Linked DNA regions of Homo sapiens: region 2 is linked to region 1. A link is an interaction called in ENCODE POLR2A ChIA-PET data of the cell type or tissue named here. Cell type or tissue: B cell. All regions are shown on one strand. Each heading gives the region's core, and the rest is flanking DNA. Links, peaks and the distances in the headings are about the cores only.

What was found. Peaks named below come from ENCODE experiments on the same cell type or tissue, not always from the same donor. Only the 100,000 strongest peaks of a DNase experiment are listed, where the experiment ranks them.
Region 2: POLR2A ChIA-PET joins it to region 1 with 5 read pairs; 3 of 35 experiments call an interaction of 5 or more read pairs at or near these places.

What each region holds. Positions count from the first base shown.
Region 1 is chr7:74,412,461-74,416,846 of GRCh38, forward strand. No RefSeq gene overlaps it. Among named protein-coding and RNA genes, the nearest start is that of GTF2IRD1, 39 kb to the right of the region's middle. In B cell, for the core only: no CTCF peak of the experiment used is centred there; no DNase peak of the experiment used is centred there.
Region 2 is chr7:74,239,715-74,244,100 of GRCh38, forward strand. RFC2 (replication factor C subunit 2) reads right to left here. Exons shown (of 11, transcript NM_181471.3): 6 at 3,432-3,532; 7 at 224-381. Among named protein-coding and RNA genes, the nearest start is that of RFC2, 12 kb to the right of the region's middle. In B cell, for the core only: no CTCF peak of the experiment used is centred there; a DNase peak (open chromatin) is centred at 2,287; H3K4me3 peaks cover 1,019 bases; H3K27ac peaks cover 605 bases.

The DNA.
Region 1 (4,386 bases), core at 136-4,135:
ACCAGCCTGGCCAATATGGCGAAACCCTGTCTCTACTAAAAATACAAAAATTATCTGGGGGTGATGGTGCACATCTGTAGTCCCAGCTACTCTGGAGCTCTGGAGGCTGAGGCAAAAGAATTACTTGAACTCGGGAGGTGAGGTTTCAATGAGCTGAGTTCTCGCCACTGCACTCCAGCCTGGGTGACCGGGTGAGACTGTGTCTCCAAAAAAAAAAAAAAAGAAAGAAAGAAAAAGAAAATTACAAGACAGCCCAGACCCCAGACCCTGCTTGAGGTTCCACAGTGAAAAATACCCAGATAGAGCACACTCTTAGGAAATATTCTCCCAGGGGTGGGTGCAGTGACTCATGCCTGTAATCTCAGTGCTTTGAGAGGACAAGGTGGGAGGATCACTTGAGTCCAGGAGTTTGAGACCAGCCTGTGCAACATGGTGAGACCCCATCTCTACAAAAAAATAAAACAATTAGCTGGGGATGGTGGTGTGCACTTGTAGTCCCTGCTACTAGCGAGGCTGAGGCAGGAGGATCACTTGAGCCCAGGAATTGGAGGCTGCAGTGAGTTATGATCGTGTCACTGCACTCCAGCCTTGGTGACAGAACAAGACCTTTTTTTGAAAAAGAAAATATTCTTCCAGGAAAATCTAGAAGACATGACATCTCAGACATTTGAAAATTGTAAGCATTATGGATAGAAGAAACCTGGATATGGTGATGATCTTTATTTAGTGTGAGCTATGCAAAAAAAGTAGCATGATGGCTGGGCCCAGTGGCTCACACTTGTAATCCCAGCACTTTGGGAAGCTGAGATGGGAGGATCACTTGAGCACAGGAGTTATAGACCAGCCTGGGCAACATAGCAAGATCCCATCTCTATAAACAAATGTGGTTTTTTGTTTGTTTGTTTGTTTGTTTGTTTGTTTTTTAATTAGCCAGGCATGGTGGCACATGCCTATAGTCCCAGCTACTCTGGAAGCTGAGGTTGGAGGATCGCTTAAGCCCAGGAATTGGAGGCTGCAGTGAGCTATAATCATGTCAACTCACTGCAGCCTGGGCAACAGAGTGAAGCCTTGTCTCTAAATAAAAACATTAAAAATAAAAGAATCTAGAATGTAAACCACACGGCGAGCTTACATATTCCAAATGCCTAGACTTGTGCCTGGATTCATGCTCAACAAATAATTTGTTGAATAAATAACACACAAAGAAAATAAAAAGTCTTGGCCGGGCGCGGTGGCTCACGCCTGGAATCCCAGCACTTTGGGAGGCCGAGGCAGGTGGATCATGAGGTCAGGAGATCGAGACCATCCTGGCTAACATGGTGAAACCCTGTCTCTACTAAAAAATACAAAAAATTAGCCAGGCGTGGTGGTGCGCGCCTATAGTCCCAGCTACTCAGGAGGCTGAGGCAGGAGAATGGTGTGAACCCAGGAGGCAGAGCTTGCAGTGAGCCGAGATCATGCCACTGCACTCCAGCCTGGGCGACAGAGTGAGACTCCATCTCAAAAAAATAAATAAATAAAATAAAAAGCCTAACATAGGTCTAATCGGGTGGCAAAGAAAATAGAATTGAAGAAAAGCATTATTTAAAGAGGAAACAGCTGAGAAACTTCCAGAATTGATGAAAGATGTGAATGCAAAGTACAAAGAAATCCAGGCCAGGCGCGGTGGCTCACGCCTGTAATCCCAGCACTTTGGGAGGCCGAGTCAGGCAGATCGTTTGAGGTAAGGAGTTCAAGACCAGCCTGGCCAACATGGTGAAAACCTGTCTCTACTAAAAATACAAAAATTAGCCAGACTTGGTGGTGGGAACCTGTAATGCCAGCAACTCGGGAGGCTGAGGCAGGAGAATCTCTTGAACCCAGGAGGCAGAGGTTGTAGTGAGCTGAGATCGCACCATTGCACTCCAGCATGGGTGACAAAGTGAGACTCCAGCTCAAAAAAAAAAAAAAAAAAGAACTCCAAATATTATAAATAAAAAGAAATCCAGGCCAGGTACAGTGGCTCACGCCTGTAATCCCAGCACTTTGGGAGGCTGAGGCAGGCGGATCACCTGAGGTCCAGAGTTCGAGACCAGCCTGGCCAACACGGTGAAACCCCGTCTCTACTAAAAATACAAAAATTAGCCAATGTGGTGGCACCACCTATACTCCCAGCTACTTGGGAGGCTGAAGCAGGAGAATCGCTTGAACCCAGGAGGTGGAAGTTGCAGTGAGCTGAGACTGTGCCACTGCACTCCAGCCTGGGTGACAGAGACAGACTCCATCTCAAAAATAAATAAATAAATAAAAATAAAAGGAAATACACATCTACGCACATTATATAAAATATAATTGGCAGAATGCCAAAGGCAAAGATCCAAGCAGGATTCACAGGGCATAGTCTTAACAGCAACTTTATTTTTCTCTCCCAATTTGTCCTTAAACCTCTCCAAGTAGGGGTTGACCTGCCCGTTACTGGAGAAAAACTTGGACAGGCCCTTCCACTTCATCATGCTCTCAAAAAGTGGGCGAGGCTGGATGCGGTGGCTCATGCCTATAATCCCAGCACTTTGGGAGGCAGAGGTGGAAGGATCGCTTGAGGTCAGGAGTTCAAGACCAGCCTGGGCAGCATAGCCAGACCCCAAAATCTAAAAAAAAAAAAAAGCTGGGCATGGTGCTACATGCCTGTGGTCCCAGCTACTAGGGAGGCTGAGGCAGGAGGATCACTTGAGCCCAGGAGTTCAAGGTTGCAGTGAGTTATAACCATGCCATTGCACTCCAGCCTGGGCAACAGAGCAAGACCCTGTTTCCAAAAAAAAAAAAAAAGAATCGCAAACATAGCCTCAATTCAGGACCTAAAATCTTAGGCACCCATCCACTGCCAGGGAGGGATAACAAGCTCTCCAAGGAGGCCCACCCCGCCTATGAGGCTTCAGCTGGGGGATGGCAACCCCACCCTCGCCTGGAAGGTGGGATTCGCCACACAGCTCTGTCCAAACCTGTAGTTCTCAACCGGGGATACTTGCCCCCTCGGGGACATTTAGCAATGTCTAGAGACGTTATTGGTGGTCACAACGGGGGCATGCTACCGGCATGTAGGGAACAGAGGCCAGGAATGCTGCTAAATACCCTACGATGCATAGGACAGAGCCCCGGAACAAAGAATTATCCCACCTAGAGCCTCAATAGTGTGAGGTTAAGACAGTGCCCTAAAGCAATTCTCCTCGCTCATTTTTTCTCATCACCAACAGCTGGGGCCTCCTTTTATAAATTCTGATGTAGGTGAATTGCCTAGTACCACCTTATAACTCACAGGACTGTAGATTTGTGATCAAGAGGCAGCTTCAGCCAGGTGTGGTGGCTCACACCTGTAATCCCAGCACTTTGGAAGGCAGAGATGGGAGGATCGCTTGAGGCCAGGAGTTTGAGACAATCCTGGACAATATAGTGAGAGTCCCATCTCTACCAAAAATATATATATATTTATATATTTTTAAATATATATATTTTTAAAATATTATATATATTTATATATTTTTAAATATTTTATATAGATATATATTTTGTTGCCCAGGCTGCAGTGCAGTGGTGCGTTCTTGGCTCACTGTAACCTCCGCCTCCCGGGTTCAAGCGATTCTCCTGCCTCAGCCTCCTGAGTAGCTGGGATTACAGGCGCCCACCACCACGCCCAACTAATTTTTTCGTATTTTTAGTAGAGGGGGGGTTTCATCATGTTGGCCAGGCTGGTCTCGAACTCCTGACCTCAGGTGATCCACCTGCCTCTGCCTCCCAAAGTGCAAGGATTACAGGCATGAGCCACCGCGCCCAGCCTATATATATATATTTTTTTTTAACTGGCCAAGCACAGTGGCACACTCTGTAGTCCCAGCTATTCAGGAGGCTGAGGCAGAAGGATTGCTTGAGCCTGGGAGGTCGAGGTTGCAGTGAGCTATGATTGTGCCACTGCACTCCAGCCTGGGCAACAGAGCAAGACCCTGTCTCAGAAAAAAAAAAAAAAAAAAGGCAGCACCTTGCAGCAGCTGAGACCCAAGTTCCAACTCTGACTTGGGCAGTAACCAGCCTGTGGCCCTGGGCAGAGCCCTTCCCTCCCCAGCTTCAGTTTTCTCATCTATAAAGTGGTAACATAAGCCCCAGGCAGGGGTCACAGCTGAACATCTTGGGAATCATGGTTTGGGTAGGGGTTGGGGGGACATCCTTCTCTGGGTCACTCCTGGGATGTGGCCCTGGGTCCAGCTTTGGGAAAATTAAATAAAGCTTGGAGCATCAGTGTTTTGGGGGTGGGGATTGAACCAGTGTGGTCTGAAGCAGGGGGCGGGGTGTCCTCATGACCCTTCCGCCCCAAGGTTCACAGTACTGGCCTTTGGAAGGCATCTCCATGGCATGGGG
Region 2 (4,386 bases), core at 76-4,075, 170 kb before region 1:
GTGATCCTCCTGCCTCAGCCTCCGGGGTGACTTTTAAAGCTCTGCCCTTCCCTGCCTCTCTTCTTGGAGTCCGAGCTAGACAGCCCACTGTCCCAGGAGGGTGCCAGGTCTCTGTCTCTTTCTCTTGTTGTACCTTGTGCAGCTGTCACTTCCCTCCCCTTCCCCATGGAAGGGGCATGGCAGGCACAGGATGCCCACGCCTGAATGGTAGCAGCCCACATACCTGCCTCATGTCTCCCTGGGCCGTGAAGATGATGGCTTCTAGGCCGTCATCAGTGTAGGGTACCCTCTCCTTCTCGATAACATTCATCAGCCTGGTGAGGATCTGGGCGTCGGTCAGCTTTGTGTACCGGAGGACTGCACAGCGGGACTGAATGGGCTCTGAACAGAGACGGGACAGTAGTGAGGCTTCCCTGCAGAGGCCGGCATCATCCTGCTAGCTCTTTGGTCATAAGGCTGCAGCTGCACAATCCACACAGCCCCAGGCACTCAATAGAGACTTGGTAGGCCGGACACGAGGGCTCACGCCTGAATCCCAGCACTTTGGGAGGCTGAGGCGGGAGGATCACTTGAGGACAGGAGTTTGAGACCAGCCTGGACAACATGGTGAAACCCCATCTCTACTAAAAATACAAAAATTAGCTGGGTGTGGTGTCGCACGTCTGTAATCCTAGCTACTCAGGAGGCTAAGGCAAGAGACTCGCTTGAGCACGAGAGTTGGAGGCTGAAGTGAGCCAAGATCACACTACTGCACTCCAGCCTGGACAACAGAGCGAGGCTGTGTCTCCAAAAAAAAAAAAAAAAAAAAGAGAGAGAGAGAGACTTGGTAAACACAGGGTGATATGTCAAGGTGTCAACCAATAAGCAATGACAGAGGCCTCAGTTGGCACTGCCCACATGGCCTTGGCTAGCCACGGCTTCCAGACGGGGAAATGATCCTCCAGTAGAAACACATCCATGTGCCTGCCACAAGCTGTTAGATGAGTCAGCCCTGGCCCAGGTGGACTCTGGAATTGGTGTGTGCTGGATGTTGGCCCTTCTGGGCACATGACAATTCAATCTGAATGGGCCAACCCAGTTTCTTTCTTTTTTTTTCATAGACAGGGTTTTGCTGTTGCCCAGGCTGCTCTCGAACTCCTGGCCTCAAGTAGTCTTCCTGCCTCAGCCTCCCAAAGTGCAGGGATTACAGGTGTGAGCCACCATGCCTGGCCAGTTTCTTTCTTTCTTTTTTTTACTGAGACCAAGTCTCTCTGTTGCCCAGGCTGGAGTGCAGTGGTGTGATCTAGGCTCACTGCAACCTCCACCTCCCAGGTTCAAGTGATTCTCCTGTCTCAGCCTCCTGAGTAGCTGGGATTACAGGCGCACGCTATCACACCCGGCTAATTTTTGTATTTTTAGTAGAAATGGGGTTTCACCATGTTGGCCAGGTTGGTCTCGAACTCCAGACCTTAGGGGATCCACCTGCCTCGGCCTCCCAAAGTGCTGGGATTACAGGCATGAGCCACTGTGCCCTGCCAAATCAAGACCTAGGAATGCATTTTTCTCCATTTCATTGCTGGCATCTGCAAAGTGGAGAATACTTCTCATTAAACTCCACGAGCTCTCCACTAGCATGGTGCCTGGCGGCTACTAAGAACCAGAGTTAAGCGTTCGGTGAATGGGTTAATGAATCAATGCACAAATCAGTGCGATTTTGGGAAGGGAAAAGAATGCAAAGGATTCTTGACACTGCTGAGAGCCCCACCAGGGCTGGTAGCCATGACTTTGTGGGTGCCATATTTGGTAATGCGCTCGTCGGCAACAGCGGCCTGGGTGGCAAGGGGGTTGTCAGATGGATGAGCTCATATGGTTGGGGTTCAGCAGGGCAGAAGTGAGGCAAAGAAAGCGGCTGAGAGAGCAATGAAAAATGAGGAAAGAGGACAGCTGGGCTGTGCAGGCAGCCTGTGTCAGAAAGAGAAGGATGGGCCAGCCGTGGTGGCTCACGCCTATAATCCCAGCACTTTGCGAGGCCGAGGTGGGCAGACCACTTGAGGCCAGGCGTTCTAGACCAGCCTGGGCAACATGGTGAAACCTCGTCTCTAAGAAAAATACAAAAATTAGCCTGGCATGGTGGCACATGCCTGTAATCCCAGCTACTGAGGAGGCTGAGGTAGGAAAATCACTTGAATCCAGGCAGCGGAGATAGCAGTGAGCTGAAATCGCAACACTGCACTCCAGCCTGGGCGACAGAGCGAGACTCTCTCTACAAAAAAAAGAAAGAGAAGGATGTGAAACCAGCAGGAAGTTGACAGACTAGAGCACTCTTGGGACCTGGGGCGGGACAAACCCATGCAGAAGCAGACAGGCTGCAGGGAGGGAGGTGGAAGGGCAAACAGTAAGGTTAGAGAAAAGACGGACTGCAGGATTTGAGAGAGGAGCTTCCCGGAGGCAACAAATTCCAATGTACAGATACTGCCTATACCAAGTACTCAGAGCACATGAATAGCACAAGAAGGTATCTGGAGAGCGACTGTGATCGTGACACCGTGCAGGGGACATCAACAACATCCTTGTGCCTCCAAGAGTGCAAGAGGGTGATAGAACTGGGGCTCCAATCCCAGCTGCTCTTGCACTTGCTCTGACTTTGGGGAAACTACTCAACCTCTCCAAGCTCGTTTTCTTTCTCTTTTTTCCTTAGATCCTAAACATCAGGATAAGCTCCAGTTTTCTCATCTCTAAACTGAAGCGAATAATACCTCCTCATAGGATTATGTAAGATTAAATTTAAAAGTTGATTACAATGGGAAACATGTGCATAATATATACAATTTCTCCTTGTCAATTAAAAAAATATAAATTTAAAAACTTGATTATATAGTGCTTGGCCCATGCTACACAATAAAAAAATCCCTACTCTTCCAGCGCTAAAGAGCCAAGGCGAGGCCAGGTGCAGTGGCTCACATCTGTAATTCCAGCACTTTGGGAGGCCGAGGCAGGCGATCACGAGGTCAGACGTTTGAGACCAGCCTGGCCAACATGGTGAAACCCCATCTCTTAAAAAAAAAAAAAAAAAAAAAAAATTAGCTGGGTGTGGTTGTGCGAGCCTGTAATCCCAGCTACGCAGGAGGCTGAAGCACAAGAATTGCTTGAACCTTGGAGGTGGAGGTTGCAGTGATCTGAGATCGTGCCATTGCACTCCAGCCTAGGCGACAGAGTGAGACTTTGTCTCAAAAAAAAAAAAAAAATCCAGGTGTGGTGGCACAGGCCTGTAGTCTCAGCTACTGGGAGGCTGAGGCAGGAAGACCACTTGAGCACAGGAGTTTGAGGCTGCAGTGAGCTGTGATGGCACCACTGCACTCCAGCCTGAGCGAAGAGGGAGACCACATCTATAAAAAAGAAAAAAGCCCAGTTGAGCACCACGTGGCCCCCAGCCACCGAAAGCTCCCACTCACCGATGATCTTATCCGAAGCATTACAAGCAAGGGCGAAGCGAGTGGTTTTAGAGTAGATTTCCATGGTTCTCCTCAAGGCTTGCTGGGCTCCGTCGGTCATGCTGAGAAGAAAAACACAAGTTTGCAAGTGGGACCCAGAGACCATGTGACACAAATCGTTCCCTATACAAAAACCCAGGACATAAGACACATCCAATGTCCTAAATGAGGGTCTCATTGGAAGTACGCAGGCCATCCCTCTAATGCTAACACCTGCAGGCCGCTCTCTCAAAGACTGTGCAAACAGCATTTAGTACCTACAGCATCAGAACAACCCTCAAGTGAAACTCACGAAAACCACGATCTACAAGGGCTGCCATCACACTTGTGGGAATTGGTTCTCTCCAGTCCTTCATGACACAAATTCAGGAGAACAATCATGACACCAGCTGCCAACTTTTCTTTCTTCCTTTTTTATTCTTTTTTTTTTCTTAAAGAGACAGGTTCTTGCTGTCACCCAGGCTGCAGTGCAATGGTGGAATCATAGCTCACTGCAGCCTCGAACTCCTGGGCTCAAGCAATCCTCCCATCTCAAAAGGCTGATGCGGGAGGACCGCTTGAGACCAGGAGTTCGAGACCAGCCTGGGCAACAAAGTAAGACCTCTATTTCTACAAAAAATTTTAAAAAATACAAAAAAGCCTGTTTACCAGATTATCATAATGTAGAGCAATGCCTACAACATTAAAAGGAAAAACCAGGATACAAAAATTATATATATTATGATCTCAACTGTGTAAACATTGATAGTATATAAAAAGAGAAGAAAAAAAGCAAGTTATTAATGGCCAGGCATAGTGGCTCATGCCTGTAATCCCAGCACATTGGGAGGCCGAGGCAGGTGGCTCTCTTGAGGTCAGGAGTTCAAGACCAGCCTGGCCAACACAGCAAAACGTCAACTCTACTAAAAATACAAAA